Linked DNA regions of Mus musculus: region 1 is linked to region 2. A link is a contact called in ENCODE Hi-C or POLR2A ChIA-PET data. All regions are on one chromosome and are shown on one strand. Each heading gives the region's core, a stretch centred on a gene start or an enhancer-like site at or near the end of the contact. The rest is flanking DNA. Distances are from core to core; before and after follow the strand shown.

The links. Hi-C counts contacts between places; a loop is a spot of excess contacts on that map. ChIA-PET counts read pairs that join two places held with the same protein, here RNA polymerase II (POLR2A).
Region 1: a loop to region 2 is called in a map of left cerebral cortex, with 4 times the contacts of the local background. The contact joins the enhancer-like site here to the promoter of 1700025G04Rik in region 2. A Hi-C loop is called at or near these places in 3 of 37 maps with a recorded cell type or tissue (gastrocnemius and left cerebral cortex). POLR2A ChIA-PET finds 5 or more read pairs at or near these places in 1 of 5 experiments (Patski).

The regions. Positions count from the first base shown.
Region 1 is chr1:151,946,784-151,950,767 of GRCm38, forward strand. The region is part of intron 3 of 1700025G04Rik (RIKEN cDNA 1700025G04 gene); the gene reads right to left. Among named protein-coding and RNA genes, the nearest start is that of 1700025G04Rik, 140 kb to the right of the region's middle. Within about 2 kb of position 1,453, at least 2 of the 3 ENCODE cell types and tissues checked have a DNase peak (open chromatin) inside an H3K27ac peak, as active enhancers do; they include left cerebral cortex, where a contact is called at or near this core.
Region 2 is chr1:152,088,045-152,092,091 of GRCm38, forward strand. It overlaps 1700025G04Rik (RIKEN cDNA 1700025G04 gene), which reads right to left and starts at 2,276. Exons shown (of 6, transcript NM_197990.3): 1 at 1,888-2,276.

The DNA of each region.
Region 1 (3,984 bases), core at 203-2,702, 140 kb before region 2:
AGCCGCAGATCCACAGAAGGGGAGAGCAGGGTTGGGGAGGGGCCAAGGGAACGGAGGGTCATCTGAGTGACACTTATCTTTGGTACACACACCAGGTAGGTCGATGCTCTTTTGACAACCAAAGTAGTATTTTCACTGTAGTAAAGAAACAATCTATTATTACATTCACTACATGCTGTTAAAATTAAGAATTTACCTGTACAAGTTTTGCCTCTCTGCAAAGTAGGCATGCCAAAGTTAGACATCTACGAATGGTGTTCAGTGGCGGATGCATCTCAATCCCTGGACAGTCTACTCCAGTCTACTCATTAGTCACTGAGGTAAAGCTGGCCAGTCCCAGTCTCCCCACTATCAACCTCCTGCAAATGGTTCAATCTCCATGGCGGTCTCCTTGACTGCCATCTAAGGGTCGAAGGCCAACTGAACAGGGTTTCCTCTTTGACTTGCAATATCTTTATCCAGAAAGCTTGTATTTATTCATATTCTAAGCAGATAAATGTGAAGATCTGACTCACTCTTTGCTAAAATCAACAGTATGACTAAAAAAAAAAAAAAAAAAAAAAACCAAACAAGCCAATCTCACAAAAGTGCTGCCAACATCCTAAGCAAAACCATCACTTTGTTTTATTCATCTGTGTCTCTCATCCCTCTGCTGAGGTGGACTTTCTCCTCTCCTTCCACACATCCTATTTTCTCCTGCAACCTGTTCATCATCTCCTCTGCCCACTTAAAGGCCACACTCAGAGAGATATATCAGGACAGTCAAGACCTTCTTCTTCCTTTGAGGTAGCATTTTTGTGTAACACTTGTGTAGTGTGGTTTACTTTGTGTGCCTGGCCCTTTAAAGGACCAGATGCCTTTCAGTGGTGGTTGCCTCTTGGAATTCTGGGAACAGAAGAGGATATAAAGAAGCCAGCAGAGGCTGAGAGAGATCGAGTGGGATTTAGTAGGATTGGAGTAGAGTCCAGACGACAGAGGAATGGGATTGGAGAAGGACTGCATTTGGGTCAGAGAAGACAGTTGGTGCAGGAGGAAGGAAGCTTGAGGGGGGTCAGAGAAGAGAGAGACTGACCAGCGTGAAAACAGGCGGTTGAAAGTGACTCTGGTTAGCAGAGTGAGCTGAGAGGACAGTTGGTGACAGCTGAGCCAGGAGAAGCTGAGCTGAGCTAGAGAAGGTATCCTTAGGAAACAGGAGAAGGACCCACCACAAATCCCATACAAAGTAAACTTGGGAATCAAAAACAGGAAGAAGGCTGATTGAGCTCCTGGGGAAACAAACAACCCCCTACACACCGTCAGTCACAAGTTATTTTTCTCAGCCTTTTAAGTGTTTGTATGTTATCCAACCTATGATATTTGAAATTCACACATAATAACCATCACCCACTCCTGATTTGCCCAGAACCCTTTTCTGGCCAATGTACTCCTGCCCAGAGGAGGCAGTGGGCTTACCCTCCCTCCAAGCAGCAGATTTCAGCAGCTAGCCAGAGGCAGAACCCAGTTACGCAACTGAGCTTCATTAAGGAAGCCAGGCAGGGAGGCAGCTGCAGATTCAGGGCTCAAGTCCTCCCAGAATCTAGAATTTGAACCTGGGAAGGTCAGTTCCAGCCCTGGTCCTGCCCTTGGGGTAACCTGAAACATTGCTAGGTGACATCTTGGTTTATTTGTGGGAATTCGAGTTGATTTTGTTTCTCATACTTAGGACTATCTTTATTAAGACAGGGTGAAGTGCAATGATTATTTCTTTGTGGTTTGTTCTGTGTTTTTTTGTTTGTTTTGTTTTGTTTTGTTTTTTTAAATCCAAATTTCTACCTCATCACAATATTGGCTAACTACCAATTGTTTTCACATAGATTTTAGTAACATGATAAAAAAAAAATGACAATTTTCCAGTTCATTTGTATTCACTGGTAGGTGGTTTGTGACTGACTAAACAGTAATCTTCCCCCACTGGTTTGCAATGTTGCTCAAACCCTTGTGTATCAGCCTGTATCAGAGTGCTCGTCTCAGGGCTCTTCTGTGCTCACTTCCACTTAAAATCCATGCCCGTTCTAATCATTGTTACTTGGTTGTATATTTTAGGGTCCTCTATAGCGTCTTTCCCTTACGAAAAACATGTTATCAAATGGTACCTTTCTTCTACCACGTCACCAACCGCTACCTATATGCTTCAGATCCAACCAGTGAATCCATCCTACCACAGCCATAGGAAACGACACTCACTGGGAGGCCAGCCCGAGAGCCTGGGCTCCTGCCTGTCAGCCCTGCCCGGCTAAATAAGTAAGGCAGCAAAGAGAAATGTGGAAAAAATTGAGCGGGTTACAAAATTAAAGCAAATTCATTTGCTGTCCTTTCAGAATATTTTTAAAAGCAAGCAATACAAACCCTTGCAACCCCGTCTAGCACCACATTTTACTATTGTTTTTAGAAGGTAATATTTGGTACTTCTAGGGCCCTCGAGGGAAGTCACTGTAACACCCTTAGCCAGCCACTACTTTCTGACCTTTAGTCATAATTCTGAAGGCACCTTCTGCAGATAACTAGGTATTGTGGTTAGATAGAAACAATGTATACATGTATCCAATTTAGTGACACTTATGGACTTAAAAACAAATGCAGTAGTTAATCATTTTAGTACCACATGATATTTTCCACTAAAATGACAAGCGATCGCTGGGGGGAGGGGGCGCGGCAAGGTGGGGTTGAAACACCAGCCAGGAATATTCTAGAACTATGTGGCTGTTAGTCCCTTTCTTACCTGCCTGCAAATTTTCCCACACCACAAAAGCAATCAATCATGCAAACAAGGACAACAATCTCCTCGGTGAGTCAGCAAAGCTACTGCAGGAAATCTTCAGGAATTCCCTTAGAAAACTAAAACCAGAATTACTGGGTGGGTCAGCAAAAGGGCTCAGTGGCCGAAGGTCCTTGCTGTTAATAAGCCTTATGACCTGAGTTCTAACCCCAAGACCCCCATGGTGGAAAGAGGAGGACTTCTGTAAGTTGTCCTCTGACGTTAAGAACTCACAGTAAATGAATGAAAGAATAGAATTACTGTACAATCCAGGAACCTTCTTTTGGGCATTTCCCTAAGGATTTGACACCAGTTTGTCAAAGGGACATCTGCACGCCTTGTTCATTGATTGCATTTGCAACAATGAATAGCATCACAGTTTCCATCAACGTACAGTGTGACACCTGAATATCATGGAATATTACTCAGCCCCTTACAAAGAAGACTGATGTGTGGGATAATGCAGATAGATCTGGATATCATTAAACAACTTATGTGGACTCTTATACAATAATCAAACTCACATCAACAATCATGACCAGAGCCTGAGAGGAGGGAGTGATACAGACATGAAAATCCGAGGATACCTGGCCACAGCCAGACGTGAGCAGTGAGCACGGCACATCATGCTGAACACAGCTAGCTGTTAAGTACTGTGCGTGTCAGTATCATATGTTCACCACAAAAATACCAAATATTTGAAGCCATGGATTGGTTAACCAGCTTAATTTTATCATTCCATGCTTTATTAAAATCATAACATCCCTTTGTAACCCATAAGTGATACCCTTATGACAACTATGACTTATCATTAGATAATTAAAAAAAAAAAAGAAAAAACCCACAGATGTTACCTCATAGGCAAGAAGTGCATGGAGAATGCACTGTTTCATGAACAGAAAACTGGAGAGTTAAATATTTAAGGCCAACAACTAAAAGAAGTGTAACTGTTGGACCCAACACGTTTCCTCGTCTGACAGATTTTACATTCAAGTATAGACTTCCTATGTCTTAATACATTGCCACTGACAGAGAAGCAGACGGCAGAGAGACAAGGTCTCAGACTTATATAGAATTAAAGGATGAAGAATAAGTTCCCTCACCGAGACTTCCAGTCGTGTGATTAAACTGTTTCCCACATGGGGAAACTGAGTCCCAGCTTAGTATTCTAAGGTTCACAGTGAGGGGGC
Region 2 (4,047 bases), core at 1,026-3,525:
GTCAGTGGAGGGAGGGCAAGTGGGGTCTATGTTCCAAATTTGATGGGGTGTAAAGAGAGTTTATATTCCAAGTGAGCTGCAAGCTAAAGGCCAGAGGCACCTCAGCCCTCTTGAGACATCCTCCCATCTAAGGGGTCCAGAGCACTTGTGTTTCTGTGCTTGAAACCTAGCTCGCACAGTACCACCCACTAGAACGCTGAGCGCCTGATCTCGGAAGTACTAGTGCCAGCATTTAATGGCTTTAAATGTGCCGGGCTGTTCCATCCCAGGGACCCTTCCTACTTGTTAAGTAGGGGGACAAAAACAGATGATGGAGTCCAGATGAATTTCCAAATCCCATCAATTGGATTGCTAAAAACACTGCACATACTCAGTTAACCATATAACTCTGCTCCATAAGTACAAAGGTGGGGGTGGGGGTGTAGAAACCCCCAAACTCTGCATCTTGGACTTAACAGACCCTTCTTAAATATCACCTAATCTTCCTTCCCCCCCCCCCATCGGAACTGAAGTAGTCCAGGCCCACCCATGTTTGCTTCCTCCTGGTACATCCCAGTTCCACCAAACTCAAAGGTTATTCTCATTAGGTAGAATGTGAACAGCATCGCCTTGAATTGGAAGGTGTTTCTTATAACCGTTTGTGTAATGAGCTTGTCAGCTCCTCACACGTCTAAAAGAGAAATTAAAAAAAAAAAAAAGTTCAGGGGATCTGTGGCCAAGCGGCCCCCTCCCAATGTCTGAGTCAGAGGAGCTTCACAGAGGAGCTTCACTGAGGTTCTGGTTGGTCAGGGTGTATCACTTTCAGAGCTGCAGAGCAACTGAACTTATGGCTGTCTTCCAGCCACACAGAGCATAAGCTCTATTTTAAAACACTCTTCCGAACTCACAGGCGATGAAGGTATCTCCTAGGTTGTCAGCTTCCGACTGGAAACAAATCACTTCCCTCTCAAACTGTGCTTGCTCCCTCAAGATTACTGCGTGTTTGGGTGTGTATATTTTTATCTTGGGCCAAGCAACTCCACAGGCAAAGATAGGCACCCCCCAAATGTTATCAACATGCCTGAGCCATTCAGAGCCTTCGCAAGAGGAATGAATGGGCGATGAAAGCTCTTCGGCCTAAGGACTTCTCCCACACACACATGACAGAGGGGTATAAAAAATATCTCTCTCTGGAGGGAGGGGGCAGGGCGGATGATAGGGAAGGACATTAAGCAGCAAAGGCAGCCCAGCCGCCGCGGCACTTCTCGAACTGCCTGCAGAGGTGGAAAGGAATCTGCTCATGTAATACAACCAAGCACCCTCCGGCTGCCGCGCAAGGGCACGAATAATAAATACACCCAGGAAGACAAGCAGATGTACAGAAAACAAGCCACCCCAAAAAGGTCAAAACTTCAGAAATCTCGGGGATCATATCCCCCACACAAACGCATCCATCAGTGGGAACGAGGGAAGGGACTTGGAGACTTAGCCAAAGATTCTAAATTTGGGTGTCTTTTTTTTTCCTTCCCAGCTCCTGCTTGCAAAGTAACAGTGGCTACAGGCAAAGCTAGAGAAGAGCAGGAAGGCTGAGGGCGGCGCGGGGTGCGGGTGGGAAGGGAGGGGTGTCTCACACCAGCCACCCAGGCCTCGATGTGACGAAAGTCGTCAGCAGCCCTAACCGCATCCCAACCCCTCCACCCTGCAAGCAGACGCCCCCCTCCAACTCCCCCAGCCTGGCTCCGGTCCCTTGCAGCGAGCAGCCCCAGCAGCCCCGCAGCGGCAGCCCCAGCCAGAGAAGAGCGCCGGCAGCACCGGGATCGCGGCTCCCATCCCTTCGGCAGACACCCCGCAGGCCTCCCTCCTCGCCCACCCGGGATGCCCAGCGCGCCGGAGGTGGCCCCCGCTTACCTTGGGCGCTCGCGGGGGGGGGCTGAAGGTGGCAAGCCCCCCGCCCCCCGCCCCTGGCCTCCTCGCCTCTTCTCTTCCTCCCTCCTCCACGTCCTCCTCTTCCTCCTCCCTACAGTGTGGCCGGGGCTCCCCCTCCTCCCCGCCGCCTGGAGTAAAAGCCGAAAACCCCGGAGCCGGGCCCGCGTGCGTGCGTGCGGGAAGGCGGCGCGCGGCCAGCTCTCTCCAGTCACTGAGCGCGGCGCGCGGCTCGCGGCAACTAAAGTGTGAAAGAAGCGGTGGCCGCGGCGGCCGCGCCACGGAACGGCCCCCCGGGAGTGGGCAGGGAGCGAGCGGGAGCTGGCAGACTCGGAGCGAGGAGGGAGGGGACCTCCGCGCCCAGGCGCTCACTCGAGGGGCGGGGGCAGCCAGACACTCCCCCGCCGCCCGTCCCCTCCCCTGCCCGGCTCCCGCGCGCGGCCCGCTCTCCTCCCCCGGGGCGGGGCCTGCGGAGGCCGCCGGGCGCGGCGCTCGGGGAAGAGGGGCTGGGCAGCCAGGGCTGCGGGGAGGGAGAAGGGTGGGCTCGCTTGTGTCTGTCTGTCGGCCTGTGTGTGCGTGCGTGCGTGCGTGTGTGTGCTGTAGGGAAAAGAGGAGCGAGCTTAGTGTGTGCATGCACACGCGTGCTGCAGGGAGGGCGAGTTGTGTGTGTGCGTGTGTGTGTGTGTGTGTGTGTGTGTGTGTGGTGTGTGCTCTGCAGGAAGGGCGGACTGTGGGTCTGTGTGGCGGGTGTGTGTGGTGTGTGTGTGTGTGATTTCGCGCGCACCCGTGCAAACTGGAGGACAGACCCAGATAGGAAGGCTGTATCCTGCCTGGCCTTCCAGGGACCTGTCACTTGGTTGATGGTGTGGGTGCCGACAGAGGCTTCACTAGGATTGAGGCAGGAACCGGGAGAGGAGAAGTCTGTCAGGCAGATCGACAGCTCTGGGACGCACAGAGGGGTTGTGGCTGCTTGGAGCTAACTCGGGAAGGCTGCACAGCCTCGCCCTACCCCTCCCTGGCCGCCGGGAAGAGCCAGCCGCAGCCAAGGCCGGGAGACCCACCTCTGAGCGTCTCCACCTTGTCTCCCAGCTGCAGCGCCTGCAAGATGAAAGAAGGAAGACGCTTCTGCGACTTAGAAAAAGCTGAAACCTGCCGAGGAAAGATGCGGATGCCCTGCTCTGCTTTCCCCACCCTCCCAAGCCTCTGTGGACAGAAGGGGCGAGGCCGCGCCAGCTGAGAGATTGATAAAGGACCTAAAAAGATCGTCCCTGGCCAGAGGGCCAGTTCTTTGTGGACCCCCACAGGGCAACCAGTTTCCTTCACTTTAGGAAGGCATATTTTTTTCCTCATCCCAGGCATACTGGGCCTTTCGTGTGCACACTGAATTGATCTTTCTACACTGATAGCCTTTGCGGCTCTTTTGTGCCTCTTCTGCGCGCTTCACTGCTCCTTCATTGCCTTAGACTCCTGAGGAATGCCAGGCCCCCAGAGCGAGGACACCCATGGAAACAATGGTGGTAAAAGATCCTCCCCAGACCTCACCGATTACACACACACACAGCAGAATCACTTCCCACATTCAGCCAGGATGAAGTTGGAAGACAGAAAAAGACACAGCTGTGACAGTAATATGACACTTAATTGAAAAGCAAATTCATAAGTTGGCTTAATGAAATAAGCTAAAAACCCACCCATTAAGTGTCTGGAAAGTTGGCCTCTTCATTTTTAAATTCAATTCTTTTTGTTGCTGTTGTTGGTTTTTGTTTTGTTTTGTTTGTTTTCGAGACAGGGTTTCTCTGTATAACCCTGGCTGTCCTGGAACTCACTCTGGAGACCAGGTTGGCCTCAAACTCAGAAATCCCCCTGCCTCTGCCTCCCAGTCCTGGGATTAAAGGCGTGCACCACCACCCCAGGTCTTAAATTCTTTTCCCTCTCTTTTTCAACATCAAAGGCTAATATTACATTGTTCGTGAAACTCAACTGGATTGCCTTTTTCTTTTATAACGTACCTATATTTTAGTTTATTTTTCTTTCTGTAATCTGTATTTGTCGCCTAGCCCCTCGAAAGGAAGAGGTTAAGAAGGGAAAGTGCTTGTAGAAGTTTTAGTCAGTTTTTCATTCTATGAAGTGGAATTCATAATCTCT